3 separate regions of the Homo sapiens genome follow, and regions 1 and 2 are each linked to region 3. The links are chromatin loops, found by intact Hi-C in ENCODE. Cell type or tissue: A673. All regions are shown on one strand. Links, peaks and the distances in the headings refer to the core of each region. The heading gives the core; the rest is flanking DNA.

Region 1 (10,967 bases), core at 1,800-9,799, 72 kb after region 3:
CTATATTCCTTTCACTAGCATGTCTAGTAGCACTGACTATATCTATGGTCTCTGCAAGTGGTCTTACTATTAAACAAAAACTTGCAGGAAATTTCTTGAAATGTATTCCCGACAGCAAGTAAAATCTATTGCTTGAGATATTCTTTTGTTTGTTTTTGTTTTGTTTTGAAATGTTTTACGAAAGGCCAGGCTTTTCCCACACCCATCAAATCCCTTAGCTGCCAAGACTGATCTAAGTGGCTCCCTGGGAATTATAATCCTTCTATGAATGTGAGCAAAAGAGAAATTATATCTGTTCACACATTAAAATGTCCTTTGTAAAAGTAAATCTAAGGAACCTGAAAATCTAAAAGACATTAAGAGAAAGTCATCAGGAAGATCTTGAAATAAGTTATACTTGGTTTTCTCTGGCTTATCAGTGGAGAAAGTTTTGGTGCTCTCTGGTACTCTTAACTGTCCACCCGTCTATGATGTCTAGGTTAAACAAAACTGCATTTATTCTTCTTATGTTCTTTTCAAGGAAGCCAGAAGTGGGTATAACAATAGTGACTTCCAGGCTTGCGGAGCTATTTGTAAAAATGCATCAATATCAACACATTTCAAGCAACAAGCTGAACCTTCCCCGGAGCAAATCACATTGTGAGGTTTCCTAATGAAACTGTGTTTTCGAATTAAGGAATAAATGCAAAATATGAACAGATGAAACATGTTTGAACTCAGAATCACTATATCTCAGATTTGCTAAGACGTGCAGGTGGTTAGGCAGTTCCATTTATCTTTAACACCTAAGATAGGCTTTCTTATAAATTCCTTTTAAAGTAGCTTTTTATACTAAAGTTAAAAAAAGATCTACATATAAAGCACTCTAAAAAGAATTTCTTGTCAATTAGAAATGATAATATTCACCTGTTATTAGCATATGGTATACTGCCATTTCAAAACTACCAATGACTCACGTTACAAATGCAGCTATTTTTAGGATAGTATGTGAATGATGTTAACAATATCCCTTGAAAAAAGGTACTATTTGATCAAGTATTTTGGGATAAAAAAAGGAAAAATGAATTTGTTATATCCCTAAATTACTGTTAGTAAAAGTGTTCATTTGGCCATCTGTATGTCCTTGCTTTCTCCTTAGTCAACAAATTACACAGACACCAAAAAGCAATCTGCTTTACATGAAATAGCTATGTATTTATACATTTTAAAGAAGAAATGTAAAGTCTCCTTAGAGGTTATAGAGCACATTTGATATCAAATTTAGGGCATCAGCATTCTGTATACACTTGTGCCAATCCTATTTACACTAAGGATTCTTGTAATTGCTGTGAAATCCTAGCAACTATATCCTAGAAATAAAGTTAGCAAACTAAATGTGACTAAGCAGAAGTCTAAAATATTACTATAATTTGTGTAAGATTTAAGGTTTATTAAAAGGTTCCCCAAAACAGTACTGGGGAAAACTACCCTTAGAAAGAATTCTGTGGCCGGCAGCCATGTGAGTACTGCGTATTCTAAACTTCCTAACAAGCACACTTTATTTTTTTTTTCTCTTTCCACCATTAATCACAGTCAATTAGCCGCTTTCTCATATGTCTTTCTGGAACACTTAGAACTTAAGATGAGTGCCTCAACTGTCCTCCATACATTGAATTGGAACACCAGAGAAAAGCATTACGGCTGACTGACAACCGGATTAGTGGTTCGTACTAGAAGAGCTGACGCAACCTTCAATACACCAGAACACAAGAGGCATGGTTCTACTTTTGCTTAAAATCATAAAACAGGTTATAAACAGCAAATGATGCACATTTGGTACCAAAATTAAAATGCAAGTTTAAAAATAATGGCTTAGGGGAAAGTTTCAGTAGAAACTGGGTCTAAGTAGGGCATACTATTGTGAGTAGAAACATTCCTGAAATGCTCCTTCAGTAAATACAGGCCTGCCTCTTCACAGCAGTTTTAATTCTAATTAAGACAAACATTTTTAATTAAGCCTTAAAGATCCTGGTGAAGGGCCTTCAGTAAAAGTGTCCTTGGTGGTTCCTCCCAAGGTAATTTATTTTGAAAGACAAAGATGTGGATCTCTCAAAATCTTCAGAGAAGACATTTCCCTCCCTGTTTTCTGCTACTCCACACAGCAAACAGACGAAAAAAGCTGCTTGCCCTTTGGAACAGACAAGAAAAGCACTGCTGGTTTTGATTCGGGCATTCCCCTTCCTTTCAAAACACTGGCGGACAGAAGCTTCAAATTCACATAACATAAGAAAGTACATTTTGTAAAGTGGGGACACAGAGCAATTTTCCATATCTTGTTTCCTTTCCTCCACCCCCGCCCTGTGTCCCACCATCACCGTGGAGAGCAAAAAATGAACTGCTATTATATATACACAAAGTCAAGAACTTGTTCCAGAAAACCTCTAACAAAATCATCTCTACTTTTTACCCATTTGCTTATGAATTCTACTTTATCTGGGCTGAAAACTATTTTTTTAAGGCAAGATAAGATGAAAGCTGATTTTCAGAAATCCAAATAGAAATATACGCTGGGCTATGACTTTCAGCAAGGGGGTAGAATAAACAGGGAAAAATCCCAAACTGGGCCTGCCTTTGATTTTTACTTTGCAGAGTGCTATTACCGCTATATTTGCATTAGGCTTGCGTCTCCATATTTCCTTGACTAGAGAGGAAAAAAGCTGAGATAAATGGGTATGGAGGCAATTAAGAAAAGGTTAGCAAACACTGTATGTTGCTCTGCAAACTCGAGCTGGCTTCTCCCCATTCCCTACATTCCTGGCCAAGAAAAAAGGGTACTGGCTTGAAAAGCAAATGTGAGTTGAAACTGGTTTCTCTAACCTATCTGAAAAGTCTTTATGCAATCAGGGGTCTATTATTTCAGGAGACAGAGAGAAAGGGGCAAAACATTCACGTTGCCAAGGAGTCGTGCAGTAGCTGTCATTCCTACATAAATTTTATTATTGAAGAGGGGAAAGGAGATATTTTCGCCAAAGTTTATTTGGATCCCCTGGTTACCGAAGAAAGAAATTCTGCCGATTTATTTTATCTTTAGTTGTAAACTGCCAACCCTGAAAGAATTGAAGGACCTAAATGTTGACCTCCTGCTGCCAACCAGTTCCCTCCACAGTGAATTAACCAACAAAGAGGAAACCCTTCAATGGGAATTTTGAGGTAGTATCAAAGAAAAAGCCTTTTTTAAACACAAAATTAAATTTACAGAAGAAACTTGGTCAAATTTTCCTGTGTTATAACAGGAAACCAAAGACAAAAGAAAATCAGATTTTTGTGGCTTTTTGTGCTATTTCAACTTTGTTACAACTTGAAACGTTTCCAGGAAAGCTTTATAAATAGTCCCAGAGAAGACATGAAACTGGAAGGAATGTAATGAGTTTCTCAGGTGTCTATGTGTGTGTGTGTGAGTCTGTGTATGTGTGTGTGAGAGAGAGAGAGAGAAAGAGAGAGAAAGAAAGAAAATCGCCGGCAGGTCCTCTCTCTTTATTTCCCTTTCTCTTCGCTGACACCAGCAGTTGAAGAATCAAAATTAGAAAGGAAGGGGTTTGTAGCGAGAAATCATAAGTTGACTGATTTTTGCTAAGGGCATAACTGGGGCGCCGGGGAAGGCAACTGGAGGGTCAGGGAGGGCGGAAAGCAGTAAAGCCCCCTGGGACTGGTAGCCTCAGTAGCTACCTTATTCTCCACTCCCCACCCCCATCTTATCCATTTGCAGCTTTCAGCGCTGGCGGAATAAAGCACAACTTTCTAGGCATCTGTGAGTAGCTCATGGAGAAAAGAAAGGTCTGGAGGAGAGAAGAGTTACTTAGAGTGGCAGAGAAAGAAAGGCAACTCACAATCAACGGCGGCGTCACCAAAAAAGGAAAGGAAAACAAGCCTGTCCCTCTCTCAACTCTTCATATCCATCAAAAACGTAAGGAAATAAAATCCAAACCGAAATACATTGGTGAAAACGCAGATAAGGTGGAGTGGAACCGGCAGAAATGTGAACACTAGGCAAATTCGTCCTCGAGAGAGGAAGGAAAAAGAGTGGGGAAGACCGAACAGCGAACCCCCGCAGCATCTCGGTGGAGTTGGGGCGTTTTTGCCTGCTTCTTTTTTAACGGGGGTGTGGAAGGCGTCGCATTTTTTTACACAGCCACATGGCTCTCGCCTCAAATGATAACAAATACCCAAAATAGCGTACGTGTTACTCCAGAACAGGAGGAATGGCCACGGGGAAGGGAGAGGGCGTGGGCTGTCGCTTTAGGTTTGGCGACCAGGGATGGGGAGGGAAGAGGGGTGGATGCCAGGGAGGTGGCGGGAGCCCCAGGATCCGAGAAGGGCCTGGACGGGGTGGGACGGGCCAGGGCAGAGGATGCGGGGACGTGGGGACAGGCGGTGACTGTCCTGGCAGTGGGGCGCGGGGCAGTCCGGGGCGGGAGGCAGGGGTCGCGGCGCGCCAGGCCCTCACCGCTGCTGAGCGTGGACTCGCAGTGCCAGATGTCCAAGCTGGCGGGTTTCCGGCAGGACTCCCACAACGACAGGTAGTACTGGTGGTCAGCTGTGACCCAGGCCGGGCTCAGCACCGCCCCCAGGTCCAGACACAGCGCCAGGAAGATGCACACCAGCCCGACCAGCTTCAAGGGGGTCAGCACCGACACGCGCACCTCCTCCATGCCGCTGCCCGCCGAAGCCATTCCTGGGCGCCGCTGTCGTCCGCCCCGCCGCAGGCGAGGACGCCAGGCGGGTCCGGAGAGCCGGGAGCCGGACCTCCCGAAGGGAGAAGCCGCCGAGCTGCCACGCGCGGGGACTCGCTCCCTCGGGGCTCTGCGCGCCCCCTGCCGCGCGGCCAAGGTGGGTCTGCGGAGGCGGCCGGCCGGGTGTGGGTCGTCGGCAGCCGCAGCGACGTCGATTCCACCCCGGACCTTCGCCGCCGGCCCCGCGCCGCGCTCTGCCAGCGCCCGCGCCCGCTCCTCCCGGCTCGGCCGGGCTCGCTCCGCCCCGGCCCCTCCCCGGGCTGCGGGAGGCGGTGCCGTACGGGGAGGGGCGGAGGGCCAGCACTTGGTGGCTTCGGCTCCAGTTCCCAGTGCCGGAGGCTCGCGCCTGTCCCGCCCCTACCCCGCCTCTGGCCCGCGGGCGGAGCCCAGTGCCAGCCCGCGCCCCCGATTCGCAGCGCGCGGCAGTTCCTTGAAGCAGCCCCGCGCCCAGCCCGGCCCTCGCCGGGCCCCCAGCCTCGCTGGCTCCAGGTCGCCGGGCTCTCCCCTTTCGCCCAGTCACGTGGGTTTCCTTTTCTTAGGGAGCAGGAGTGGGCGGTTTTCTAGAAGGCGCCAGAGGTGGATTCCTAGGTTTCCTAAGCTGTGCCTCTTGGAGCAAGGACAGGTCCTCTGTCTCTCAGTGATGTAACACGCCCCTCCCCGGACAATTTCACATCCTGAGAGATTTGCGGGACGGAGGAGAAAAGTGACTAAATGCATTTTGCCCTCTTTTCAAAACCAGACGGGCCCAGGAGTCCCCCGGTTTTCCCTGTTTTCTCACTTCTCCGCTAGCCTGCTGCCGCTTCTGTTCTCTGGGCTCACCTGCTTTTGCGCCCCCCTATGAAGGGCATTTGCTCTGAAAACGCAGGCGCTAAAAAGGAAATGAGAGCTCCTGCGAAATATGAAGTAAGTCTTATTTCCATCTCCACTGCTCTGCCCTTTGGGTGTTGGCTAAAACCTTTATTAATTCCGCTTTGCATTATGCCAAGCTGGATCTAATTCCCCTCCTGGGTATTAGGATGTCCTTGTCCTTAGCAAGATCTAGCCCAGGACCTGCAATAGGAAAAGTGATGTGTATATTTCCTGAATGGTAAACTAAGCAGTCTACAAATATTTGTTGAGCATCTAAGGGCTAAGGATTCAACACAATAGGACATCGTCCTGTTCTTAAGTAGATGCACCATATTTTCTCCCTTATGTGAGGACTAAACACCTCTTGAAATTGAAATTGAAATTTTGTAATTGCCTGGTTCAGCATGTGATTGGTGGGTTATCTGTCTCTTGTAGCTCTTTGACTCATCTCCATCTTTTCTATAAAATAAATAATTTATTGAATACATTAATGAGGAGGGGCGATGTTTCTAGATCTTTAGTCATCCCAAAAACTTGGTGAGACTCCCAAAACAGTGGTTAAGAGCTGAAGAATGCAAGAAACATGTTCTCTCTTCTATGAAACACAATCCTCAATGTTGCAAGATTTCATACTTTTGGTTGATAAAAATTATTTTTCCCCAACCACATCTTTCCATAGGTTGAACACATGTTGACTGCAGCAACATTTTGGGCTAAGAAACAATCGAGTTAGTGTCAAATGAGAACAAACCTAATGTAAAATAAACGCCCGGGCTTTTCTTATATTTACAATTTCGGGAACTTTTCTCCCACCTCTCAATCATTACCGTGCTAATTATTGCAGGACCCTTAACAAAGAATGCCTAGAGCATCCAGAGCTCACTAACCTCCAAATCCCAAAGGGCTTCTTGGCTTCTCAACTAGAAAGAAGCCTAAGTGCATATTCTCCTTAAAAAATTAGGGAACACTGAAAAATTTACAAACCGGGACAATTAAGAGGTGACCAGGATTGTGTGACTGTTCTTTTATCTAGATTTATAATGTGTATTCAAAAGTAATAAGAAAATGTCTTGAGTGTGCTCTCAAAGATATAAAGAAATCTTTATTTTGCCTCCAACTTCTATCATCTTCTCTTTAATAAGTTTATTTTCCAATTAGCCAATAGTTTTCTTTATTCTCTTCAATGCAGGCTTTCTTTCCCCTCTACCCCTACCCCAACCCCCACCTCCACCCACATTTTTGCTTAATTTTTTTCTGGCTTGTTCTCAACTGCTTGCTTGAGTTACTCCATCCTTCTTTATACTATCTAAAAAAATTGTCTCTATACTGTCTCCAAAACTAGAAAAGTAAACAATTTTTAACAAAAAGCCAAATTTTCCTTAAAAAACTCTATTCCTCTATTAATAATTTATAGAATTTTGCACAACATAGGCCCATCAACCATCCCTAATCCTCAATTTCAAAATACAACAAACTCTCAAAAGTATTTTTTTTCTTTTCATATATTTGTAGCAAACTCAGGGGCACAGGGACACTTCCTCTCCAACTGCTGAAGGTTCACTGGAAATGAACTGAGAAAAGGCAGATTAATTGGAGAAAAAAAATGCATGTAAAACTTATTTTATGTGCACAGGGAAAAAAATCACAGGAGTGTGATTACCCAATAACACAATGAGGTCCAGATGCTTATATACCCTTCTTCACTGAAAGAGAGATGAGGGGTGTAGGAGTAAATGATTGCCAGGGGAAACTGGGCCCAAAGAACATGGCCTGAAACAAAGTTTTTCTGAGCTCTGGGGAAGGTGGCAGTAAGGTGAGGGGCGGAATGTCACTGTGAACAAAGGTTGTCTTGTTATGCAGATTGAGCCTCCCAGGTAATTTCTGAACTGCCCTGGAAGGAATAGATGAAAAGTCAGTCCTGACATAGTGAGAACTCCCAGTCTCTTCTGGGTGGTTGATCTTTCCTGGTTATTTGATGAGATTTCAAGGGAAGGGGTCTTAAGATAATTGCATTTTTTTGGAAAGGAGTTTTCTTAGTTATATAAGGAAATTCCAGAGGGAATTCCTCCTGGTGCTTCAGGAAGCAAAGAGAGTCAGAGAGACAGAGAGGCAGGGAAAAGTCAGAGAGAGTCCTTGAGGCTGATTCTTGAGTTCAGTATGTCAAAGCACCATATTTGGGGGTTTTGTTTTATCATCCAAAAGACCACCAGGATGGCTAAATACTAGAAAGAAGAGCTTTATTGTCGATATTAGTTTTCAAACTGGGAAGAGAAGGTCTCTGGCAGGAGCCGAAGGTGCTCCCTCTTTGAATAGGGGAAGGACAGGTTGGGTTTTATACCTCACGGGGTCCATATTACAAAATATAATCATATATATTCAGCAAGTTTGGGAGAAAAGCAATACATATTTATCAGAGGAGAAGAAAGCATGCACAATGGGTAAACATATATGTAACATCCCATGTTCACTTTGGGGCAGGGTCTTAGCACTAAAACGAGGTGGAATTTGGCTCTTTACATCAAAAGTTGAACTGTATGACACAAAGACAGTTTCTATGCAGCCTCTGTAAGCTGGCTGAAACTGGCTTAAGGTCTGTAATTGCTTATGAGAAAAGAATGTTTATAAGGTCCGTACTATGTCCAATCAGAGCTGCAGTGGTCTGGGTTGTAACTTAGAATTAGTAGGAATCTGATAGCTCCTATTGTTTGGAAGTTCAGAACAGTAGGAATCTGGAAATTTGCCATGTCAGCTAGGCCCTGAACCCTAGACCCATAAGTCATTTTGTTTCCTTAACCACAGGGTTCATATTAGCTAATATAGGGGCATCTATTTCTCAGATTAGAGCTTTCTGATCCCCAACAGTGGGAAAACATCTTTCAAACTGATGTGAGGCTATCTATGGTTTCAATTTATCCATTTAGTGTGAAGAAATATGTAGGCAGAGATCCCACAGTGTATGCACCATAGTATTCTTCGAATATCTGAAAAATCATGAATTGCCCAACATAGCTGGCCCCAAAAGTTTCATATAAAAGACAGTAGACTTGGCCTGGTGCAGTGGCTCATGCCTGTAATCCCAGCACTTTGGGATGATGAGGCGGGTGCATCACCTGAGGTCAGGAGTTCGAGACCAGCCTGGCCAACAGGGCGAAACCCTGTCTCTACTGAAAATACAAAAATCAGCCGGGCGTGGTCGTGCATGCCTGTAATCGCAGCTACTGGGGAGGCTGAGGCAGGAGAATCGCGTGAACTTGGGAGGCAGAGGTGGCAGTGAGCCAAGACTGCACCATTGCACTCTGGCCCGGACAACAGAGCAAGGCTCTGTCTCAAAAAAAAAAAAAAAAAAAAGATGATAGACTTGTATTTACCCTAAAAATGGGAAAAGTAGAATGGGAGATTCCAAAATTAGCAAACATTGAATGAAAACCTACCCCCCAAAAGGTATCTGACTGGAAGTGGGTGGTAGTTGGGGTGGGAAGTGACAGTTAAGATTTATGTATGTATCTTATGTATGTATCATATATGTGAATATATATGTGTGCGTGTGTATGTGTGTGTGTATGTGTGTGTGTGTGTGGCAGAAACAAAAGTTAAAATAGACCCAGATTTGAGAAATGGATTGAACTGTGAAGAAAATTCAAGTCCCTAGTCAAGGAGATTTAAGATCTCTTAAAAGGGATGGCTTTGTTGGCCCTGCACTGTCACATCACACAAAGGCCAGAAGCCACCTCCTTTACCCGAGGCTAGCTGAGGCACCATATCACCATGATCACCCCTGTCCTGGGACCTTATGGGGCAAAGGCTACAACTAGAGTCATATAGTACAGGAGCTCCATGAAAATTGGGTATATGAGTTGTATAGCCAGGGAAAGGCAGGAAGTTGTCTCTCTCTGAACCCTGAAATAAAGGATGAGATCATCTCCAAGCTTGAACCACTGAGGCCACAGAAACAGGTCAGTAATGTGAGAGGTCAAGGTCAAATGGAAGAAACTGGGAAGTTCATCAGGGAAGTGGAAAGTGTCATAGCTGGAGGTAGAAGGTGTGGAAGAGATGTGGGGAACACATTTCAGATGTTGAACTGGTCTTAAGAAAATAAAGAGAACTTACTGTCATGCTGTTAGCTTATAGCCTATCAGCAAGTACACTAACTCTGTGTTTTTTTTAACAGTTGAAATGTGCAACTACTTAAGTTCAGTCACGTGGGATAAACCACTAAGGACTTAACCAATTAGGAAGGAAAAAATTATTTACTGTTTTCAAGCCCAGCAAATCTCATACATTGTCCAAGTTCCCAATGTGTCACTGTCACAGCAGCCACTGGTCACTGCCAATCTTAAGCCCATTTTTTAGATGGGCAGTGGGAAGGTATCCTCCAGTTTTTCCGACTTCCATCCATATAGAGTAGGCTCTGTCCATTGGGTACAGGGCCACCTGGTTGGGCTCTTTCAGTTGCACTTCTCCTTCCAGATCCTGGAAAGTTGTTCATACACTGTGGATTTCAGCACTGGGATCACATCCAGACATGCACTGGTTAGACCTCTTTGCTCTCAGAGAGAAGAAATTGAATGGAGGGACAAACAGATTCCTTGAGAGAAAAACAATTAAATATTCATTGAAAAATTAGAAATACACTAGTCCTCCCATTATCTTCAGGGATATGTTTCAAGAACCCCAGTGGATGTCTGAGACCACAGATAGTACCTAATCATATATATAGTGTTTTTTCTATACATACACACCTTAGATAGAATTTTATTTATAAATTAGGCACAATAAGAGATTGATAACAACTAATAATAAAATAGAACAATCATAACAATATACTGTAATAAAAGTTATATGAATGTAGTATCTCTTTCCCTCTCAAAATATCTTATTTTACTGTGCTAACATGTTTTCAGATCGTGGTTGACCTTAGGTAACTGAAACCGAGGAAAGCAAAACTATGAATAAGGTTAACACCATTGTACCCATTGCTTGTCCAGTGGAACAAGTAATAAGGTCAACAAGATACTTTAGGAATAAGAAATGGAAAAGAGCACGTTAGAGGTTTACTGTCTTTACTATACTTTTATTCTTGAAGTCCACTCCAGAAAGACTGTGATTTGAGTGAAACCATAATATAATGAGGCCTACCTGATATTTATGGTAATTAACGAGGTCAAGAGGGCTCCAGATTCTGGTGCATTCTGTTTCATTTCTGGGATTTCTTGTTGCATTGTTGCAAATTTTTTGGCTTAAAATTATCATAAATGACGGTGATTGATAGTTGCTGTTTCTGCTTTTATTTAAAAAATACCATTTATAAAAATTAATAATCCTGCATCTAAAAATCAAAATTTTATCATT
Region 2 (10,967 bases), core at 976-8,975, 330 kb after region 3:
TGGAAATGGGAAAGTGACCTACTAGCATGTAAGGCAGCCTAGTGAGGTGCAAGAATCACTGAACTAGAAGTCAATAGTTCTTGGTCCTTGCTCGCTGTTTCACTTTGAGGAAGTTATTTCTCTTCTTTGAGCCTTAGCTTTTTCATTCATAAAATAAAGGAATTGGAATAAATGATGGTCGAGGTCTTTTTATGTTCCAAAATACTGTAATTACTAGATAACTAAATGCATTTTTATTGTCTTGCATTCATATTTTACACATTTATTGTGAAATATTGATTTATCTATTACAGCAGTTTGGCCTATCCCAAGATGAGGGGAATTTAATTAATAAATGGAATAAATAAAATGCTTTTAGACTTGCTTTTCATACAGTTTTGAAATTGGCATGCACTCCTAAAACACAGATGGGAACGGTATCTCTGTCTCTGTCTCTCTCTTTCTCTCTCTCTCTCTCTCTCACACACACACACACACACACACACACACACACAAAAGCACACACATACATCTCTACCTTCATTATCCGTATCATTTCTGATTATATCCGGCAACTAGAAGGCAGTCTCAGCATATATAGCAGTCATGACCTCAGATATCTTCTATTTTGAGGCACCAGGCTGTCCAGGAGTCAAGACAGTGAAACAAGTCAGCAATAATATACTAAATGCCTGCCTGAGTCTGACCTGCACCAGGAGATAGGAAAGACAAATATGGCAAGAGTACTTCCTCTTTAGGAGCTTATATAGAAACTAAGTGTTAGATAAACTGGAGCCCAAGACTCTTCTGTATCTGATTCCATTATAACTCTCTTTAACCATCTGATTAAATCAAGGGTGTCAATATCTCTGAAGACTATGTAGACCCTGTGCACAGGGAGAAAAAATGTTTTTATCTCCATATGGCTCATGAGGAAACATTTAGTGTCATAAGCACCTTGCTGCTACATTGTGTCAAATCTTTGGCTTGAGGTAACAGGACAAGCAGTATCTTATCACCTGGAGCTGAAAATAGAACAGCCTAGTTTTCATCAGAGGAAATAGTGGCCCATGACTCAGAGTTCTAGATCAAAGGTCTGTCACTAGTTGGAGCATGTTTAGACATATAATCTCCATTTAGTGTTACGTCTTAATTGACAAACATGGAATAATGCTGCTGCCTGACCTGGCAACAGGGTAGATAGAAGTGGCTATTAAAATTCATTACATTGTTGGAAGTGAAGAGAGGGACACATTGATTCTGTACATTGAGTTTAAACTGAAAGATATAACTTTTTCTGGTTTCTCTAATACATGATTTTTGAAATAAGCCATTAAGAAAGTTGATGGAACATTTGTGTAACATCAGATGTTAATTTAATCTTAAGTAAAGTGACTTTCTTCCATCACATAGTAGAAAATGACAATTGCGGTTAATGAACTGTGGATCCACTTTGGAAATAATAATTTTACTTACCTTCCAGCCACTAATTTAAGTGCTTATCAATTAGTTATTACGTACCCTGAATTTTAGTCAGTAAGATTTACTTCACTTATTAAAATTCAAAAGAACCAATAAAGAATTATTTGAGAATTACTTCAGTAATATTTTAGGAAAAGTAATGGTTATTTTTGACATGATATATAGTGCATAATTTTGTCTTTTTAGTTTATAATTGCATCTGGATAGGCAAATAAAATAACTGACAGCAAAAATAAAACTTGTTAATGCCATGTCATCAGCAATTTTTGTGAAACAAGCATTGGAGAGCAACAAAACTAGTCAGAGGCCTGAGGTATTTTTGCACTGTCACTTAACATAGAAATAGCCATCCAAATTTTGTTTCTATAACCTCGAGGAAATCTAAAAACCTTCAGCATTCATCAAATGATGACTTCACTGTTGCCTCATTAAAGCCTTGGGTGTCAAAATGTACAATGATCAAGATTGTGAGTGCCATTATTTGTCATATTTTCAGGATTTTCTGATTTGCATGTAGTACCTGCACATATTCATGTAACATTAGAGAAATCCACTATCCCACATGCTTCTATTGGGCATTATCTATTATAATACAATCTATTAAATAAGATATTATTCAATTCTTTTTATTTTAATATTATTAGCTCTATATTTGTTTGCTTCATAAGAAGGCATTTTTTTCAAAAGAACTTAATGACTGAATGGTCCTTAAATTACAAGCCACACAGCTAGCACACAATCCAAACCTCAGGAAACCATGGTGTGAAAAAATGAATTTACAGCAAATCATCCAAAGCCTGGAGCAGTGAATCAATGTACAGGGAGAGCATAGCACTTGACCTCTTCCCAATTTCCTTTCGTCATGTCCAGTGTTTGTTTATTCTCTGCTAAAGTGTGCTGAGCCATGTTGGCAAATACTATCATGGGATGTTTCCATTGTTTATTGTGTGGCATAAAGTTTCTTTCAAAATAAAAGCAAGACCCTCTCTGTTGCAGCTCTGGAATGTTTCTCATCACTGGAAGTGTGGGGTCTGACTTACTCTTTATACCTAATTTCTGCTACTTTCTGGGCTGGTACGGGGAAAGTCTGCAGATTTGGTTTGTAGAATCTAAAAGTTTTTAAGACAAAGAGATCATTTGGTTCAATAATTCATATCCAGCTTAAATCTGTTACACAACAGGAGTGGAGGGAAGAAATACGAGGAAGAGTACATTTTATTGTTGCTGCTGCTGCATGAGTCGGGATCTATGAGTAGTGTTGTGTTGGGTGCTATATGCATGAGACAGACACAGTTTCAAATCCCAGCTCTACAATTGACTATTTCTGCGATGTCGGGCTCGCAGCCTCCTTAGGTTTCAGTTTATTCACAGACTAAATGTTGTTAATTCCTGCCTCTCAGGGTTGTGTAGGGTTAACTGAGATCATGAGTGTATAGCACTTAACATTGTACATGGTACATAGTTACAGGCTGTGGTTATTGTTCAGTAAATATTCTTTATGATGACGGTCATGATGAAAACTGCTGATAATTGTGTATTGGAGGATCACTGGAAATTTTCTTCATTCCTGATAGACTATGGCACGGTGCTGTTAGCAGGTTAAAAAAAAAAAAAGGATGTTGCCAAGTAAAAGTGCAAAGATCACTTTATGTGGTCGACCTCCATCCAGTACATATTGTTGGGGTTCAGATTGTTTTTGCTGTGGTTACTAGAGAAGCTTCTGGGGGAAAAGACACTGTATTCCAGTTCAAATTGAGACCCAGTGTGTCTGTGCTTTGAGAAATTTGTTCTGATGACCCATGAGGTATGAGTCACGTTTGTTCTCATGACTAGGCTGGCGAAAATTCATGTGTTGGAATCATGGCTAGACAAGAGGGTGAAAGCATGCAAGGTGTTCTCTGCTTTTAGATTTCTGGAGACAGTGAGAATTTTCTGCTCAGCAGTATAATGAAGGAGGTAGCAAACTAGATAATTCTTCAAAAAGACTGATCTGGAGCTCAAACTTCACAAAAAAGCCCCAGCTGTGACAGCTTTATTAGTACTCCTCACGTTCCTGAGCCTTAGTGTCATCAGCTTCCAGGAGATATTCCCAACCTGCCTGTCTATTTAAATAAAATAAATATGTGCTTAGAATCCACAAAACTCTGAACTAACACAGTGTGTCTAATATTTGTGCTAGTGTTACTGTATAACAACAGAGGTAAATCTGCAGGCAATAAAAGAAAAAAGAAGAGGACAATAATATCAGGGGAATAAGAACAAATGCGTGATCCAGGAAAAGCTATGCCTCAGAGAAGAAACAATAATATTTTATGGGAACTGCGTGGCATGTAACATAGTGATTCCCTATTCTGATTCTCTTTAGTGGACTCATTTAACACTTATACCTACAGACCTGGACCATGATCCATGTCCTGAAGACAGACTTGTTCTATTCATTTTCATTCTCAGATGCACCAGGAAGTAGCTCAGCAGCACCACACCAAGTTATATAATCACAACTCTGTTAAATAACTGATGTTCAACATACGCACAAAGCAAGATAAGTGCTATGGCAAATGATCAGTGGAAAAGTAGCCACAAGGTGGAACCAGAGGGAAGGTTGGAAGCAACAAGACTCCCCCCTAAAGGCTGCCAATTCAATAGGATCTATAGCTACTTGCCAAGATAGCTGATTCAGGTTAACTCTGATTGGTTAAAAATACTCTTTGGATATGGAGATTTAACCAGCTGTAAATCTACCTAATTATTCTTAGCTCATGTCTACATTTTCTCCAAATGATTCTGTTAGGTACATCTCATATGTCTTATTGCAATCAAGAAATAATGCCAACAACTTTCACTTAGAATACTAATGTACTGATACTCCATAAAAAGGACATAAAGTTATTTCAGTGTGACTTGTTTTCGATGAACCCACAATGTCTCCTTTGTAATCGTATTTATTCCATACAAGATTTGGGCACTTTCAGAATCTCCTGCTATAAATTGTTTCCTGGGATTCTCCAACTTTTAGAAAATTATAATAATGTTTCTTTTTCATTCGAATTCTAGAGAGAATATTCGAATGTCCTTTTGAATTTCTTCTGTAATATCAATTAAGTTGGGCAGTAAATGTAGAATTAATTATTATAGTAAGTATTTAAAATCATCTCCTACCTTTTCTACTCTCATATAGTTCAATTTATCCAACCTGTTATTGTATTTAGTCTTAGTATATGGAAGTGTTTTGCTGGCCCTAGAAATCGTGAATGAGCATTGCATTATGGACGCTTTCATAATGAGTTTTGTGAATGAGCATTCCTATTATGCCTTGTGTAGATGTACTGAACTACAAGCTCCTCTGGGTCTGTAATATTAGGAAGCTATTTTGAGACTGTGATGGTTGGAAGGTGAATAAGAAGGAAATATGTAGTGTGGTTGCTGAAACTAGTATTCAAAGTATCATAAAATTCCCTAGTGTATTCAACCTGATGTAATTCATAAATGCAGCAAGAGCATATGGGAAGGGGCCACACTTACGGCCAGATAGGTGCAAGCATTGTGGTTCATGGAAAGCTTTTTGCTGAAAACAAAAGATGGAGCTCCACATCTAGGGGTAGAAAAAAGACAGGCGTTTAGAAATTTAGCAGGAATCAAGGCCTCATTCGGAGTTTCTTAGCCCACAGAAATTGGATTGTTTTCAGTGTACTTTAGCAGAAGACCTTTTAGGAGAAAGGATATAAATAATAAACATAAGGGATCAGGTGAAAGGTCAGTGTATTGGGCATAAAGTGCCAAAAACATACTAAGGTCCAGTATTTACACTATCAAGTGACTACCTTCTTTGTTCCGTATCCCTACCCTGGGATACCTTCTCTCCAGGTCCCTGAACCCCTCCATTTGGACACAGCAGCTTTCAGACACATGTTGGGCCATGCCAGGTGTACACTCATGTACTCATAGGCCTAGCATCCCGCATGCCTAGCCACAAATATACATAACTCTTCCTAGATATTTAAAGATAAGCCAGCCATATATACCCGTTAAAGAAATTATATGAACATAAATATATATACCCATAGTCATGTTACACAGGCATGTTAATACAAACACAGAAATTTACAATCAATCACCATATACATGTGCAACATACATTTATCAATTTGGCTTAAGGCAGAAAACCTTTTGCTACAGGTATGGGTAGATTTCTATGTTCTCTGAAGTTTGCTTAACTTTGGCTCAGATCTGAGCAACGTGTCTCCAAAAGAAAAGTGATTTACTCTATCTACAGTTGGGCAAGCTCTTATGAAGCATGATGATTTTAGATAAATGCTGCCATTTCCTACATATAATTGATACACTTTTGAAAGAGTTTTGATTTATATTCTGTTATCCATTCTGTTTTCTAGAAACACACTGTTTAAATAACTATATAATAAATTCGAGCAACATGAAAAAATATTTTCACCCCAGAAATAGATTATTTGTGTGATATTTTAAGAAAATGTACTCATTCTACTTGGAATAGTAATGTCAACAGGGAAAATGTGGTGATGGGAGAGTTCCATTTTCATTTTTGACAGAGTAACTTATTTCAAAACAACTCTACCATTGAGCATAGCTATAAAAGCTAAGCAAAATAGAAAAGAACAGCTATGTAAAAGCATCAGAAAGCAATAAAAGAAGTGAGAACTTGTGAGGCCAAGGTCCTGTGGGTAATAAAATACATTGAGATTGACCAAATCTTTTCTGTTTCTCTCCCTTTAGAGTCAAATTTTTATGAATAAATAAACAAAACTTGCTGGAGTTTCTTTGGGATTGAAGAACAACATTCATGAACTTGACCTAGTTGACATATACAACACTGTTCCGTAGTTACAATATATACTCTTTTCTAGTGTACTTGGAAAGTTATCAATATTAACCATATTACAGACCATGAAACAAGCTTTGACACAATTTAAAGGGATGATGTTTATTGCAGAGAGTAGAATTAAATAAAAAATCAGTATCAAAAAGATAAACAGAAAAATTCCTTAATATTTGATATTAAACTGTATAGTTATAACTAAATTGTATCAAACAAGAATGACAATGGATATTTTAAGTTGCTGTGAAATAAATGGTAACATAGTTGGCATATAAAAATATGTGGCATGCAACTAAAGACATTAATAAATAAAAATTCATAGACTCAAGTATAAATATTAGAAAATAAGACTGAAAATTAACAATCTATATATTTAGATGAGGACAGGAAATTAACCCAAAGAATTAGAAGAAAAAATAATGATACATGCAGAAATCCGATAAATAAGAAACAATTATAAAATGAAATCAACAAAACCAAAGTTGGTTCTTTTAAAAACAACATTAGGCCCAGCGTGGTGGCTCACACCTGGAATCCCAGCACTTTGGGAGGCCGATGTGGGCGGATCATGAGGTCAAGAGATCAAGACCATCCTGGCCAACATGGTAAAACCCTGTCTCTACTAAAAATACAAAAATTAGCTGGGCGTGGTGGTGCACACCTTTAGTCCCAGCTACTCAGGAGACTGAGGATGGAGAATCGCTTGAAACCGAGAGGCGGAGATTGCAGTGAGCTGAAATCACGCCACTGCACTTCAGCCTGGCGACAGAGTGAGACTCCGTCTCAAAAAACAAAAAACAAAAAAAATTAATCAAAGAGAGGAGGCACAAATAATAAGTATAAAGATTAAAAAGAAGATATTACTACAGATTTTATTGATATTAAGTGATTATAGAAAGATATAAGCAATATTATGATAATAACTTAATTGACATAATTTAACAAAAATGAATAAGAATAAAGGGAAAGTCAATTGTTTCTATATCTAATAAATGTGTCTGTAATTCAAAACCTACTCTCAAAGCAAATTCTGAGTTCAATTGGCTTCACCAGTAATTTCTTTCCAAATAAATAAGGAACAAATTAAATGACACCAATATTATATAAATTCCACCAGAAAGTGAGCAAGATTTCCAAAGTTCTACAAAGCCAACATAACCCAATGTCAAAATCTGACAGGGACACTATGAAATGATAATTACCTCCCAAACTCACTCATGAACACAGATGCTGAAAAACTAAACAATATGGATTTGATTTTTTAAATATATTGCTTAGTTTTTCTGCACCTGTGTTCATAAATGTAGATAGTGGAACTCCCTGGTGACTTCACCTTCCAGATTATTACAAATAGCTTGCTGAAAAAGCCTCCAAACCTTTCTATACAAATCCAAAATGTTCTGCAATTTTTTCGTGCAACATATCTCACTCATTTTTCCATGTCAGTATGTACAGATCCACCTAATGCATATTAATGTCTTTAATTTGGATTTGGACATCTTTTATCTCTTCTACTGATGGATATTTTGGCTGCCCTCAATCTTCCACTGTTAAAAACAATGTGATAATAAACATTCTTGTATATGTCATTTTGTACATAGAAGAAAATAATCTTCAGATTAAATTACTTGAGGTAGAAATATACAGTAAACTAGAATTAATCTTCCTAAAAATTATTTTACTATCTCCTCTTTAGGTTTTATTACTCCCACCTCTGATCTTTAAGGATTTTTTCTGACCATGGCTTTGTCAAACTGTCTATAAGACATTTTAACATCTTGCTAACCCTTCCCAATTGTATTTTTAATTATAACCTTCACATGAGTCAAGTTCACAAACTTGCCTGATCTCAAGCTGTGTCTTCACAGAGTTACTGATGAAAATATTTTAAGCATCAACCACAGAATTACTATCAAAGTCAATATAACTGTTTTTCTAGCTCGTATATTATGCTGAATACGGACATTCTTCTTGCTGGATATGGCTTAAAATGTGAATTTCTCTGTTCCAGATTATTGGTTAGGCTACTGAATATTAAATCATTAATTTTATTCATTTATTAAGTAATTCTCTTAGGGCACATGTTTTTTTCATGAAGGCACAATTTCTAGCAAAGATCTAACCTACAGTTCCAGGAATTTCAATCAGAAGGAGGAAATAAAATCTAAAATAAATAAATTTAAATATTTACTTAATATGGGAATTTTATGTTCAATGACAATTTAATCACCTTATTAAATAATCATCTTATTTAATATTGCATTTAAATAAAACACTTTGATTATGATATCAAAATGTTGTGGCCATATTTTTCTCTGCCTTACCCTTGATAGGAGAGTCTCGATAATTTCCATGGGCTTAGCGGGGCTAACATTCACCAGTCAGTTTTTTTGTGCATAACTTAACAAACAGTTGTTGTAAAATATTGACCTTATATTTGCATACACGGTGTCCCAATCTACCTCACAATGACTTTCTAGTCTAAAAATATATTGTTACTGGAATGATTTGGACACAGGCCCTTCCTCATATTTATGTCTCTGTCTGGTAGTTTTATATCTCTTACCCATGAGGTTTGGTCTCCCACCTAGAGGTACACTTCCTTCCCTAATTCTGCCCTCGAAATATTCCTTTCTTTACCCTCAGAGCTTCCAGGTTGCATCTTTTGACCCTGGTCTCGGTTCCTCTCCACACACAAATACCGGTTTGGAAAGGTGTCTTCATTGGCCAAACAAATGAAAACAGGGGTGATATGGAGGGAGAAAATGAGAGTGGCCCTGTAGAGAAGCTCTTTCCTCTATTCACAATCACTTTCATTTTACTAAGCCCCATTTCCCATATGCCTGGCACAGCCTTTCTTGCAGAGCCCATTCCTCTAAACTGTTGCTAAATCCTAATTCAGTGTTTTCTACACACAAACATTAATTTATTTCTTATGGGTGACCTCCTTAAATAGTCTCTTTGAAAAAAACTTTAGGGAAAATACAGGCAGATATGTCTCCCTTGTCAAAGACAAGAGGACACTGACTCTAACCTTTTTGCACATTTCACTGTACTTTATTTATTAAAATGCTAGCTGTGAAAACCGTCAGAACTCTAATATGCTGGTTCCAAAATTACCAGAACAGTAGCATGAAGCACCAAGGTTTTCAAAGTGCCAGGGAAATAATAATCCAAATAAAAAAGAACAGACCTTTATTTGGGTAATGTGTAAGTCCTTTGCCTACTACATGTGGGAAATATTTTTCATTTTATTTATCCTTTGTCTTTGTCTTTTTGTTTAGTTTTACTCCTGATAAGTTTTAAATTTATAAGCAGTAAAATTAACCTCTTTTTATCATGAAATGCATAACATATATACAGAAAAATACAGGATATAGAAATGGAAAACTCAACAATTTGTCCCAAACTGACCACCAATGTCTGTTAACAGCACCAGGAAGCTCTCTTGTACCCTATCCCAACCAATATTCCATCTCTCCCTCTCCTGTAATGCCCAACCTCAGTCGGATGTTGGTAATAATAGTTGTTTTTTCCCCCTCATTGCTTTGATGCTTAAATGTACATTGCCACCATTAATTATACCTTTATACCTGCCTTAAACATTTTTATTTAAATAAATCAGATAGTATTTTGTGTCTAATACATTTTGCTCAACATTATGAGGCATCCATGTTGATTAATGGAGATCATTCACTTCCTTTTTTCATACTGTTCAATTGTGTTACTATACCATACTTGATTTAGCCATTATTAGGTTGTTTTCATATATTTGTTACTATATTGATAGTGCCATGAACATTCATATATATGTTTACTGTTGTACATGTACAATGTCTTGACTTTTTTGGCCCTTTATATTTCCATATACATTTTAGAAACATATTTTCAGGTTTTATTAGAAAATGTATACACTTTTGGATCACATCACACCAGCAGATCAATTTGAAGAGAGCTAACATCTTTAGAACGAGTCTTCTAATTCATTAATGGGGTATGTCCCCCTACTTATTTATGTCTTAAATTATCTCTATATTATAGTTTCCTCCATAGAATTCTTGCAAACATTTTGTTACATTTAGTCATATTTTATACTTTTTGCAAAAATAATTATTGTACTGCAAATTTTTAAAATTTTATTTCCTGGTTGTATGTTACTTGTTCATAGAAATGTAATTACTTCTTTTTGTTGTTGTTTATTATTTTTTGAGATGGAGTCTCGCTCTGTCACCAGGCTGCAGTGCGGTGGCGCTATATTGGCTCACTGCAACCTCCGCCTCCCTGGTTCAAGCAATTCTCCTGCCTCAGCCTCCTGAGTAGCTGGGATTACAGGCCCGTGCCACTACGCCCAGCTAATTTTTGTATTTTTAGTAGAGATGGGATCTCACCATGTTAGTCAGGCTGGTCTCAAACTCCTGACCTCATGATCCACCTGCCTCGGCCTCCCAAAGTGCTGGGATTACAGGCATGTGCCACCGTGCCTGGCCAGAAATGTAATTCATTCTTATATGGTATAAGCTATACTATATAAATATTAATAAATAATATATGAATATTAATTAATCTTGAGAAATTCACTTAAATTTTTATTATTAAATTTCATAATTTATCTATAGATTGTTCTTTATTTTGATATAAATAGTTATATTATTGA
Region 3 (10,967 bases), core at 1,674-9,673:
GGAAAAAATGTGTAAAAGTAAAAAATGTTTTTATACAAATCAAATATGTAACTTTTTAAGAAGATACTTGAAAAACGTACATGATGATTCCCTTTTTTTTAATACTAGTTGTCATCTTTTGATATTTTGTAATTGGAAGCCTGCCTTTCCAATTCTGACTCTTGCTTTGTGTCTTCTTACAACTATAACTACAGTTCCTAAACTGTGTATCAAGGCACTTTGTGATACTAAGAGCTGTTTTAAAATTTCGAAACAGATTGACTTCTTGATTTGGTTCTTTGCTTGATCATTACTGGTGTATAGAAATGCTATTGATTTTTGTATGTTGATTTTGTATGCTGAGACTTTATTGAATTCATTTATTAAATCTAGGAGTTTTTTGGAGGAGTATTTAGGGATTTCTAGGTATAAGATCATATTGTCAGCAAAGAGAGATAATTTGACTTCCTCTTTTCTCATTTGGATGCCTTTTCTTTCTTCCTCTTGCCTGATTACTCTGGCTAACACGTCTAGTACTATGTTGAATGGGAGTGGTGAGAGTCTGCATCCTTGACCTGTTCCAAATCTTGGGGGAATGCTTTCAGATATCCCCATTCAGCGTGGTGTTGGTCATGGGCACAATAAAAGAAATAATCAATAGTGTGAACAGACAGTCTGCACAATTGGAGAAAATATTTGTAAATTATGCATCCAACAAGGGACTAATATCCAGACTCTAAAAGGTACTCAAACAACTCAACAAAATACCTGCAAATAACCCCATTAAAAAGCAAACAAAGGACATGAACAAGCGTTTTGCAAAAGAAGACATACAAATGGCCAAGAAGCATATGAAAAAAAAAATGCTCAACATCACTCTTCATCAGAAAAATGCAAATCCAAACCACAATGAGACTCCATCTTACACCAGTCAGAATGGCTATTAAAAGGCAAAAATAACAGATGTTGGTGAGGATGTGCAGAAATCAGAGCACTTATATACACTGTTAGTGGGAATGCAATTAGTATAACCTCTATGGAAAACAGTATGGAGATTTCCCAAAGAACTAAAAATAGATCTACCATTCTATTCAGCAGTCCCACTACTGAGTATGTACTCAAAGGAAAAAAAAATCATTATATCAAAAATATTCCTGAACCCGTATGTTTATTACAGCACTATTCACAATATCAGAAATATGAAATCAACCTAAGTGCCCACTGATGGATAATTGGATAAAGAAAATGTGGTATGTATACACAAATAAATACTATTGATCCATAAAAAAAAATAATGAAATCATGTCTTTTGCAGCAACATGGATGGAACCGGAGGACATTATCTGATGTGATGTAACTCAGAAAGTCAAATACGGCACGTTCTCACTCATAAGTGGAAACCAAATAATGTGTGTACATGGACATAGAGACTGGAATGATAGGCAATGGAGATTTGGGAGGGTGAGAAGTTGGGGGTGGCGGTGTGTGGGGTGAAAAATTACTTAGTGGGTAAAATGTTTACTCTCCAGGTGATAACTACAGTAAAAGCCCAGACTTTGCTACTATACAATTTATACATGTAGCAAAATGGCACTTGTACTTTCTAAATATATGAAAACTAAAAAACAAATTCAAAAGGAATCTACTAATATCCATCAGACACAGTATAAACTACTAGGAAAGGTAGTTCCCAGTTTCACCATTAGATCACGTGAAATTCCTTTTTGGTAACATTGTATCTTTGTGAAACGGGGTTTTAGCAATTTCCAGGATAAAAAGAAAGTACTGCACAAAAATAATATAGTACAAGAAATGAGGGCGATCATCTACAAACTGATTCCAAGGTTTGAGAGTGTGTACAGTGCTCAACAGGTACATGCATCTTGTGGCTAGTTAAAAATGAAATAAAAGTTCTATTTTTCTTTTAATCTATGTGTATTACATTTTTTCCCCAAGTGACTACTAAATTATCAGTGAAAAATGCCTATTAAGTTGTCAGGGCATAACTCAATAAACAAAACTATAACATATGAATTTTGGTCTGGGGGCCCCACATAAAATTTTACTGAAACACTGAGGTTATTTTGCTGTGAGAACACTTAAGACCCTCTGAACTATATGTATTATCTCCAGTGAAATATTTGAATATAACAAGGAGTGTTACAGTGGCAAAACTGTTTTCAAATTATTCAAAATAATAGATGATATGAATTTATAAATATATATAAAATAGTGTCGTGCAGGATACTTTATGCCCTCCATGAATCCAAAAGGGAAAATGTTTGTTGCATCTGAACCTCAACTTATAATTTAACCATACATAATTTTCTATGGTGGATAATAAAAATATTCAGACATGTTCATTAATTCTAATTTATTAACTCTTAGTTGATCTAGTTGTTTAAAACATGTTATTTTGATCAGGTAGTAGACATTGATGGTTGCTTTCCCTGGAATCTACCCACTTACCATCATACACACACACACACACACACACACACACACACACACACACACAAGCACATCACACATACACACACACGTATACAAGGCAACCATGTTATCCTACCTCTTTGCTCCAGATTTGGATCTACCCAAACCAGTCAACATAATTCCATTCCCCTTAGGCCAATGTGTGGTTAAGAATGAGCATGTGATGTGAATTAGTTGGCCTGGGCACGGTGGCTCACGCCTGTGATCCTAGCACTTTGGGAGGCCGAGGAGGGCAGATCACGAGGTCAGGAGATCGAGACCATCCTGGCCAACACGGTGAAACCCCGTCTCTACCAAAAATACAAAAAGTTAGCCGGGCGTGGTGGCACACACCTGTAGTCCCAGCTACTCGGGAAGCTGAGGCAGGAGAATCGCTTGAACCCAGGAGGCCAAGGTTGCAGTGAGTCGAGATGGTGCCACTGCACTCCAGTCTGGGTGACAGAGTGAGACTCCGTCTCAAAATAAATAAATTAATTAAAATGTTGCTTAGCACTGTTTTATGGTTGGAAGAAGAGATGCTCTCACTTGCTCACTGAAGGAAAACTAGGCAGCCTGTGTCACAGGTTGTGTTAGCAGCCATCTTAAAAGAGTTAGGGGAACAAGCCTCAGGAATAGGTCAACTCTATGAAGGCAAAAAACAGTTACTCTATCAAAATAAAAAGTTAGTTTTGGTGACACTTTTACTTTGCTGAACCAATTCTAACTTGAAGCCATCTACGTGTAAACCAACCTGCAACACAAACATATTTGGAATTTTCAGAAAATTGAGCCAATAAGTGTTATCTTTGTTAAAATTTTCTGTTACTTGCAACCAAATCATTTTTAGTGGTACAGATGTCTTACTCCTTTTATAGACACAAGTAATAACACCTTAGAAAGTAATGCTAAAACTCAAACAAAATTTTTTTGTTGTTGTGGGAAAACAATTTGTTGCCATTCAAATAATGATAATAAGTGAGGTTAATTCTGTGTGAGGTTAATTCTCCATTTCTATGAAAAAAAATCACACTTATTTAATGTCATGTAACTACCATATATGTATGTGTGTTTGTGCCTACATGAGTATACAAATACACGGATGTACTAAAAAAAACAGAGACTAACTTTCGTTGAGTTTCTATCATGTGTGAGCCAAGATTATGTTATTTAAAATATGTTTTCTCATATTATGGTTTATTAAATAAATACCCTCAAACTGCACAATTCCTCTTTGGTAAACAAAAATATTTTTAAACTAATTAAATATTTTCAATCTAAAATTTCCCCATTATAGGTACATGCTAGAAAAATAGTGATGGTCATTTAAATCAGTGGTTCTCAACCATGGCTGCCCATGACCGTCCTTGGTTATATGAATTTTGTTTGTCTGTATTGAGGTCTATGCATTATTAACAATGCTCCAGGTTATTCTAAATGTGCGGTTAGGATAGAGTAACTCCATTTTATGAGATCTTCCTCAAAGAGTCTTTGTTCCCACTACCTACTTTTGTTTCTTTAACCTCTCTGCCAAGTTTCTGACCTATGAATAATTAGCCAGCAGCTTTATCCTGTTTTAATTCAGAGTATAGACAGTCAAGCTGCAGCTACATATTGGACTCTGTCAGGAACCTAAGCTAAAATATCAACCCATTTTTTTTCTTTCTTCACCTTCCTTCAGTAAATCACCAGCTGTCAGCATCTCCTTTGGATTTTCTGGCTTTTAAGAGTCAATGCTTAACAAACATCATTTTGCTCCCTTAGCTGAATTGAAGGGCATCAGTAAGAAATCTATTAGGAGGCTTGAGAATGTGAACTTGGGCATAGACTTTAATTCAAGTAATTTTCCTTGCTGTCTGTGAAGTAACAGTGATGGGATGATTGCCTCCTCCCACGTTTTCTTCCAAGCTCTCAAAATGCTAAGCATTACTAATCAATAGCAGGTAAATTAGATTCAATGAAAACTGTTGGTGTTTATTTTCAAACACATTACCACAGAAGTCTTGCTCCAAATGTGACATCTGTGTTTCACTAAAAGGTAAGAAAACCATGACTATTTATAGCTTAAATCATTGCTATGTTGTTTTGTTTTTCTCAATAGCGCTTTCTCACTATTTTCTCAAATTGCAGGACTCTCCAGAAGTGAAATAAATTTCAGAGTCCTAAGTATTATATTTCATTACAATACAGGATACACAAAAGCCTTCAAAATAATTTGATTCCTAATTTTTTGAGGTTTAAGAGAGATTTTCTGGACACGGTGGAAACAGGATATACGCTTTTTTTTTTTGTGATCTGAATCACGCACAATAGTACCAGCTGCTTCCGTTTTCTTACTCCGAACAATATCTTTACACACTGCCATTAGAGAACAGCACTCTCAGGCTTATTAAAGTCATTTGTAAATTGTTGAAGGCAAAGATCACAGTTGGGTGTACATTTCCCAAAATGTATTGTTACTAGATGTCAGGCTTATTCACTTCCTGTTATTTAAATGAGATTCCAGAGTCTTATATATGAGTATTGTGAAAATATAACATAATAAAATACAGAACTATATCTTTCCTGGTTCCTTAAATAATTGGGTTGTGTGTGTGTGCGTGTGTGTGTGTGTGTGTGTGTGTGTATTTTAAAGTCTACATTTTATTTGCATTTCAGAATTCTGGCTAAAAGGCTTATTTTATATATACAGAGAGAGACTTTTATACAACCAATATCTAGAACTCTCTAAACTCACTTAGTTCTCTATGAAATCACCAAAGGTCCAACTAAAATCCTGCTTAATATAACATAAAATGCTGCTAGATTCAATTTAGAACTTACCCCTATTATTTTGTGGCATTACTGTAGCCACCTAAGGTAAGTGATGAAGAGAAGAAAAAGTACGCATCCCCTCATCATTTCCTATCTCCTGAAAAGTGTTATCTGACTTGAAGAAGAAAAACATGTCTTGGGGAAAGAACTATAGACAAATAGAAAAACCTACACTTGAAAGATTCAAAGTTAAAATGGTATCTACAGTGAGAAAGCTTGTTCTCTCCGTCTGACAGAATTCTGCTTTTTTCATCAGCATTCAGTTTTAATGCATTTTTCAGTAATGCAAACAACAATAAACAAATGAAAAAGCAAAGAAAACATATCACTTAGAACCAGATGTCCGATTTAGTTATCATGTAATCAGAGGAGTCAAAAGCCAATTTCACTCAGTAAAGAAAAAGCAGATATGTAACTTTTATAGCCAATGATGCTTTCACTGGGAAAAAAGAGGTTGTTAATGTGAATATGCATGTGAAAGTTACTATTGTCTTTAACGCAAGCTTGCAATATTTTCAACATTCAGATAAATTACTAAAAAAGGCTTTTTCCTTCAATAAGCAAATTCAGGAGAACTTTTAATACAGCAAAATCTAAATGTGATTACAAGTTACACTTTTTGTCAAGGATTTGAAAGACTGTCTATTAGGCTTCAGGTATTTGTGTTATGGGCTTTAGGAAAAACATGTAATACATGCAACGTACAGAGGGTTTTAAATTTGAAAATGTATTAGCAATATTATTAAGATATCCAATTAAGAAGAGTCACACATAATGTTTATTTTGGTATCAAAGGAAACATGGAAATTTTGAGGTAAGGTAGATCAACACTCTTCATTTTACAGATAAAGAAACTCACCTCAAAGAGGTCAAATGACTCACTAAATATAGGCAGTTAGCAGAATAATCAGGAAAAGAAAGCAAATCTTTTAGTTGAGTCACATTTTTTCCATTACAGCACACCTCACTGAGAAGAATCCGAAACGTCACAGATTATCACCATCTACAGAATGAACTATGTAACAAACACAAACATAAATTTATTTTAAATACAAACGTACATTAATTTTTAAAATTTAGCTTGTCTCATTAGATAAACTGTATTAAATACAGGAAAGTATAAAAGTGCAAAAAACATACTTAGTTTAAAAAGGAGGAAATGCTGTCATTTGTAACAACTTCGATGAACCTGGGGGACATTATGTTAAGTAAAATAACTAGGCACAGAAAGATAAACAATGCATGTCACTTACATGGGGAATCTAAAAAGTCAAACTCATGGAAGCAAAGAATGGTGGTCACCAGGAACTGGCAGCAATTAGGGAAGAGAGGCATTGGGATGATGTTAGTCAAAGGATATAAAATTTCACTTAGATATGAGAGATAACTTCAAGAGATCCATTATACAACATGGTGACTGTGGTTAATAACAACGTATTGTATACTTGAAAATAGCCAAGAGAGTAGATTTTAAGTGTTCTCACCATAAAAAATGTTAAGTATGTGAGTTAATAGATACGTTAATTAGCTTGATTTAGCTGTTTCACAATGTACACATATTAAAATGGATTAAATATTTAATTAGTTTTCTCTAAATTGTCTACTTTGGGTCCAAAGTCTGTGAGAATCTTTTGTATTTCTGTGGGATCAGATGTAACATTACCTTTTTCTTTTCTGATTGTGCTCATTTGGATCTTTCTTTTTTTCTTTGTTAATCTAGCTAGCAGTCTATGGATCTCGTTTATCCTTTCAAAGGACCAACTTGGTTTTGTCGATTCTTTATATGGATTTTTGGGTCTCAATTTCATTCAGTTCTGCTCTTGGTTATTGCTTTGCTTCTACTAGCTTTAGGGTTAGTTTGTTCTTGGTTTTTGTTTTTTTAGTTCCTCTAGGTGTGATGTTAGTTAATTTCAGATATTTTTAGCTTTTTGAGATTAGTAGTTAGCACAATACATTTTCCTCTTAACACTGATTTTGCTATATGTGAAAGATTTTGGTGTGTTGTATCTCTGTTTTCATTCATTTCAAAAAATTTTATTAATTTTTCATTAATAAAAAATTAACTTTATTGTTTACCTAAAAGTCATTCAGGAGTAAGTTGTTTAATTTCCATGTAATTGTGTGGAATTGAGAGATCTTCTGGGAGTTGATTTCTATTTTTATCCATTGTGGTCTGAAAGTATGGTTAGTATAATTTCATTTTTTTAAATTTATTGAGACTTGGTTTATGGTTGAACATGTGGTACATCTTAGAGTATGTTTCATGTGCAGATGAGAATAATATATATTGTGTGGTTGATGGGTGGAGTGCTCTATAGTTGTCCACTAAGTCCAATTGTTCGAAGGCCAAATCTAAATCTCCAATTTCTTCATTAGTTTTCTGCCTTGATGATCCATCTAATGATTTCAGTGGGATGTTGAAATCCTCCACTGTTATTGTGTGGCTGTCCAAGTCTTTTTGTAGGTCTTACAGTTATTTCATGAATCTAGATGCTCTAGTGTTGGGTGTGTATATATTTAGGATAGTTATGCCTTTTTGTTTAACATTTATCATTATGTAATGCCTTTCTTTGTCCTTTTTTACTGTTGTTTGTTTAAAGTCTGCTTCATCTAATATAAGAATAATGACCCCTGCTCTTTTTTGTTTTCCATTCGCATAACATATTTTTCTCCAATTCTATACTTTGAGCCTATGGTTGTTTTGTGTGACATGAGTTTCTTGAAGACAGTAGATGAATGGGTCTTGTTTTTTTTCCAACTTGCAACTCTGTGCCATTTATGTGGGGGCATTTAGGCCATTTATATTCAAGGTTAATACTGATATGTGAGGTTGTGATCCTATTGTGAAGTTGTAAGCTGGTCTCTTTGTAGTTTCTATTTTGTGTTTGCTTTATAGGGTCTTTGGGCTATGTACTTTAGTGATCTTTTATGGTAGCAGGTATCATTCTGTTGTTTTGATGTTTAGAATTCCCTTAAGAATCTCTTGTAATTCTGGTCTAGTAGTAACAAATTCCCATAGTGCTTGCTTGTCTGGAAAATATTTTATTTCTCCTGCAATTATGAGGCTGAGTTTGGCAGGATATGAAATTATTGGTTGGAATTTCCTTTCTTTAAGAATGCTAAAAATAGGCCCTAATCTCTCCCATCTGATAAGTTTTCTGATGAGAAGTCAGACACTCATCTCATGAGTGTCTTTCAGGTGTTCTCTGAAGTTCATGTATCTGGATGTCTACCTCTCTAGCAAAATTAGGGAAATTTTCTTGAATTAGTCTCTTACATATGTTTTCCTGGTTATTTCCTTTTCTTCTTTCTCTCTCAGGAATGCCAATAATTTGTAGGTTTGGTCACTTTACATAATACCAAATTTCTCAAGGACTTAATCTTTTAGAATCCTTTTTTATTTTTGTATGACTGGGTTAATTTAAAAGAGCAATCTTGAAGCTCTGGAGTTCATTCTTCTACTTAGTTCAGTCTATTGATAAAGCTTTCAGTTGTATTTTAAGGTTTTTGTACTCCAGAAGCTCTGATTAATTTCTTTTTAAGATGTTTACCTTTTCCTTCATTTCCTGGATTGATTTAGAAGCTTATTTGTGTTGATATTCAACCTTGTCTTGGATCTCATTGAATTTTCTTGTAATCTTGATTTGAAGTGTCTATCTGTCATTTCTGAGTTTCCATTCTGGTTTGTGACCACTGCTGGAGAGCTAGTATAATCATTTGGTGTCACTACATTCAGATTGTTCATGGTGACAGAATTCTTGCACTGGTTCCTTCTCATCTAGAGATCCTGGCAATTCTAATTTTTGTAAATATTTTCATGCTGATAGGATTTTTTTCTTTCTTTCCTTATAATATTATTGCTTTTTTTTTTCTTTCCCTTTTCTTTTACTCCCATCCTTATGGGATGTGACTTTAGAGGGTACTGATTAGGGTCTTTTGGCTTTGCTTCTATAGCCCTATGCACTTCTTTCGGCAGGTTTTATATTGGACTATGCAGTTTAACCCACAAGCCAGTAGATGACACTTATGGGTAAGATACTACTGCAGCCAATATGACTAGGTACATACTTGATCCTTCTTTACTGGAAGAAGCTCTCTGTTGCCTCAGGCAACGGGCTTATTTGTGGAGTGCACAGTGGGCTGAGCTCCCTGCCCTGCCCCAGAGGTACTGGGTCAAGATGGGCAGGTCCAGAACAGTCAGGCCCCTCTACAGGTACCCCAGTGGCAGGCAGAAGCACCAGTGCTTTGGAGGAATCCAGTGGGTACCCACCAAGCACCTAGAGGTGTGCCTAGGCATGGAGGTGGGAAACTTCCTCAGCTACAAGTTATCTGCATGGGGGGAAGAGGTAGCCTAAATTTCTAATCCAGGAGAGTCAGTGCTCCATGTTCCTGGAGATCTGCCTGGCCATGAAGTGGAGAGGCATCCTTGCACCAGGATCTCTGCACAGGAAGGGTGGGGCATCTCAGCTCGTTAGTCCATGTGAGTGGATGCTCTGAATGCCTGGAGATCCGACTGTGTGTGGAACAGAGAGGCCCCCACTTGCACCATGATCTATGCACAAGAAAAATTAATATTAATTTTTTTCTTTTTAAATGAATATTACCTTCCTGGAATTCACTCTATATTAGTTAATAGGGATCTTTCTCATTCTGTTTTACAGTTACATAGTACTCACTTGTGTGTATGTAACATAGTTTATTCAACCTCTCTCTAAGCTTGGACATCTAGGTAGTTTTCAATATTTTGTGATTACAAATAATGCTTCAATAAATAACCTTGGTCATTTGTATTTTCATATTGTTGGAGTTGTGTCTTCAGGGTAAACTCTGAGAAGCTGGACTTCTAAGTTGAAGGATAAATGCCTATGTGCCTTTGATATATTTTACCAAATTCTCCTTCATATGAGATTGTAACATTTGGATTGTTACTGGTAATGTATGAGAGTGCCTGTTTACCCCAGGCTCAGCATGAACTTTATACAAAAGTTAAGATGATGCTGTTAAGATCATATTATTTCCCAATTTTAAAATATCACATTGTATTACAGGCACTTCCATATGCCATTAAAGCCCTCTGTAAATATGATTGTATATGGTTACATTATTGTCCATGAAGGCACTATACTATAATCAATGCATTCCATTTTGTACATTTATATACTTTTTAAATATTATTTTTACACTAAGTTACAATGAATATTTTTATTTTATAATCATTCATCTATGTGTAAGACTGTGTCATTAGAATAAATTTCTAATATTTTTTCACTTAGTATCTTCATATGAAAGACACTGAAGCTTAGAAAAGTTTTTGCATTCTGTGAAAGATCTTTAGCAGAAATATTTTGCTAAAATCAAACAATTTACACAAATATGTGGGGCAATGAAGTTTTATTAAGTACAGTCATTAATGCAGTGGAGAGGAGAGGAAAGTACTGACTAAAGCAATCCCACTGACCTCCACGAATACTTCAAAATGTCTTTTTGTGTTTTCATCGGGGAGTTCTGGATTTGGTGAGCTTTAGAGTTTTAATAAAGAGCTTCAGAATGATTGCCAAGTACTTCAAGTGTTCTTGAGTGCACTTGGTGTTTGCAAGAATTTTCATTTCATAAATTACTTTTTGTAGTAATTTAAGAAACTAAGTGCTTTTCTTTAAGCACCCAAATTTATGGTACAATCTCTATTGAAAATTTATGAACTTGTA

The links. Hi-C counts contacts between places; a loop is a spot of excess contacts. Peaks named below come from ENCODE experiments on the same cell type or tissue, not always from the same donor. Only the 100,000 strongest peaks of a DNase experiment are listed, where the experiment ranks them.
Region 1: it touches region 3 in a loop (5-fold over the local background); 7 of 110 quality-filtered maps call a loop at or near these places.
Region 2: it touches region 3 in a loop (2.1-fold over the local background); 3 of 110 quality-filtered maps call a loop at or near these places.

Annotation. Positions count from the first base shown.
Region 1 is chrX:34,652,321-34,663,287 of GRCh38, forward strand. It overlaps TMEM47 (transmembrane protein 47), which reads right to left and starts at 4,965. Exons shown (of 3, transcript NM_031442.4): 1 at 4,484-4,965. The coding sequence starts at 4,709. In A673, for the core only: no CTCF peak of the experiment used is centred there; a DNase peak (open chromatin) is centred at 5,071; H3K4me3 peaks cover 3,510 bases; H3K27ac peaks cover 3,529 bases.
Region 2 is chrX:34,915,008-34,925,974 of GRCh38, forward strand. No RefSeq gene overlaps it. Among named protein-coding and RNA genes, the nearest start is that of FAM47B, 22 kb to the right of the region's middle. In A673, for the core only: a CTCF peak has its summit at 4,043 (motif pointing right); a DNase peak (open chromatin) is centred at 4,064.
Region 3 is chrX:34,580,945-34,591,911 of GRCh38, forward strand. No RefSeq gene overlaps it. Among named protein-coding and RNA genes, the nearest start is that of TMEM47, 71 kb to the right of the region's middle. In A673, for the core only: no CTCF peak of the experiment used is centred there; DNase peaks (open chromatin) are centred at 4,267 and 4,807; H3K4me3 peaks cover 972 bases; H3K27ac peaks cover 3,115 bases.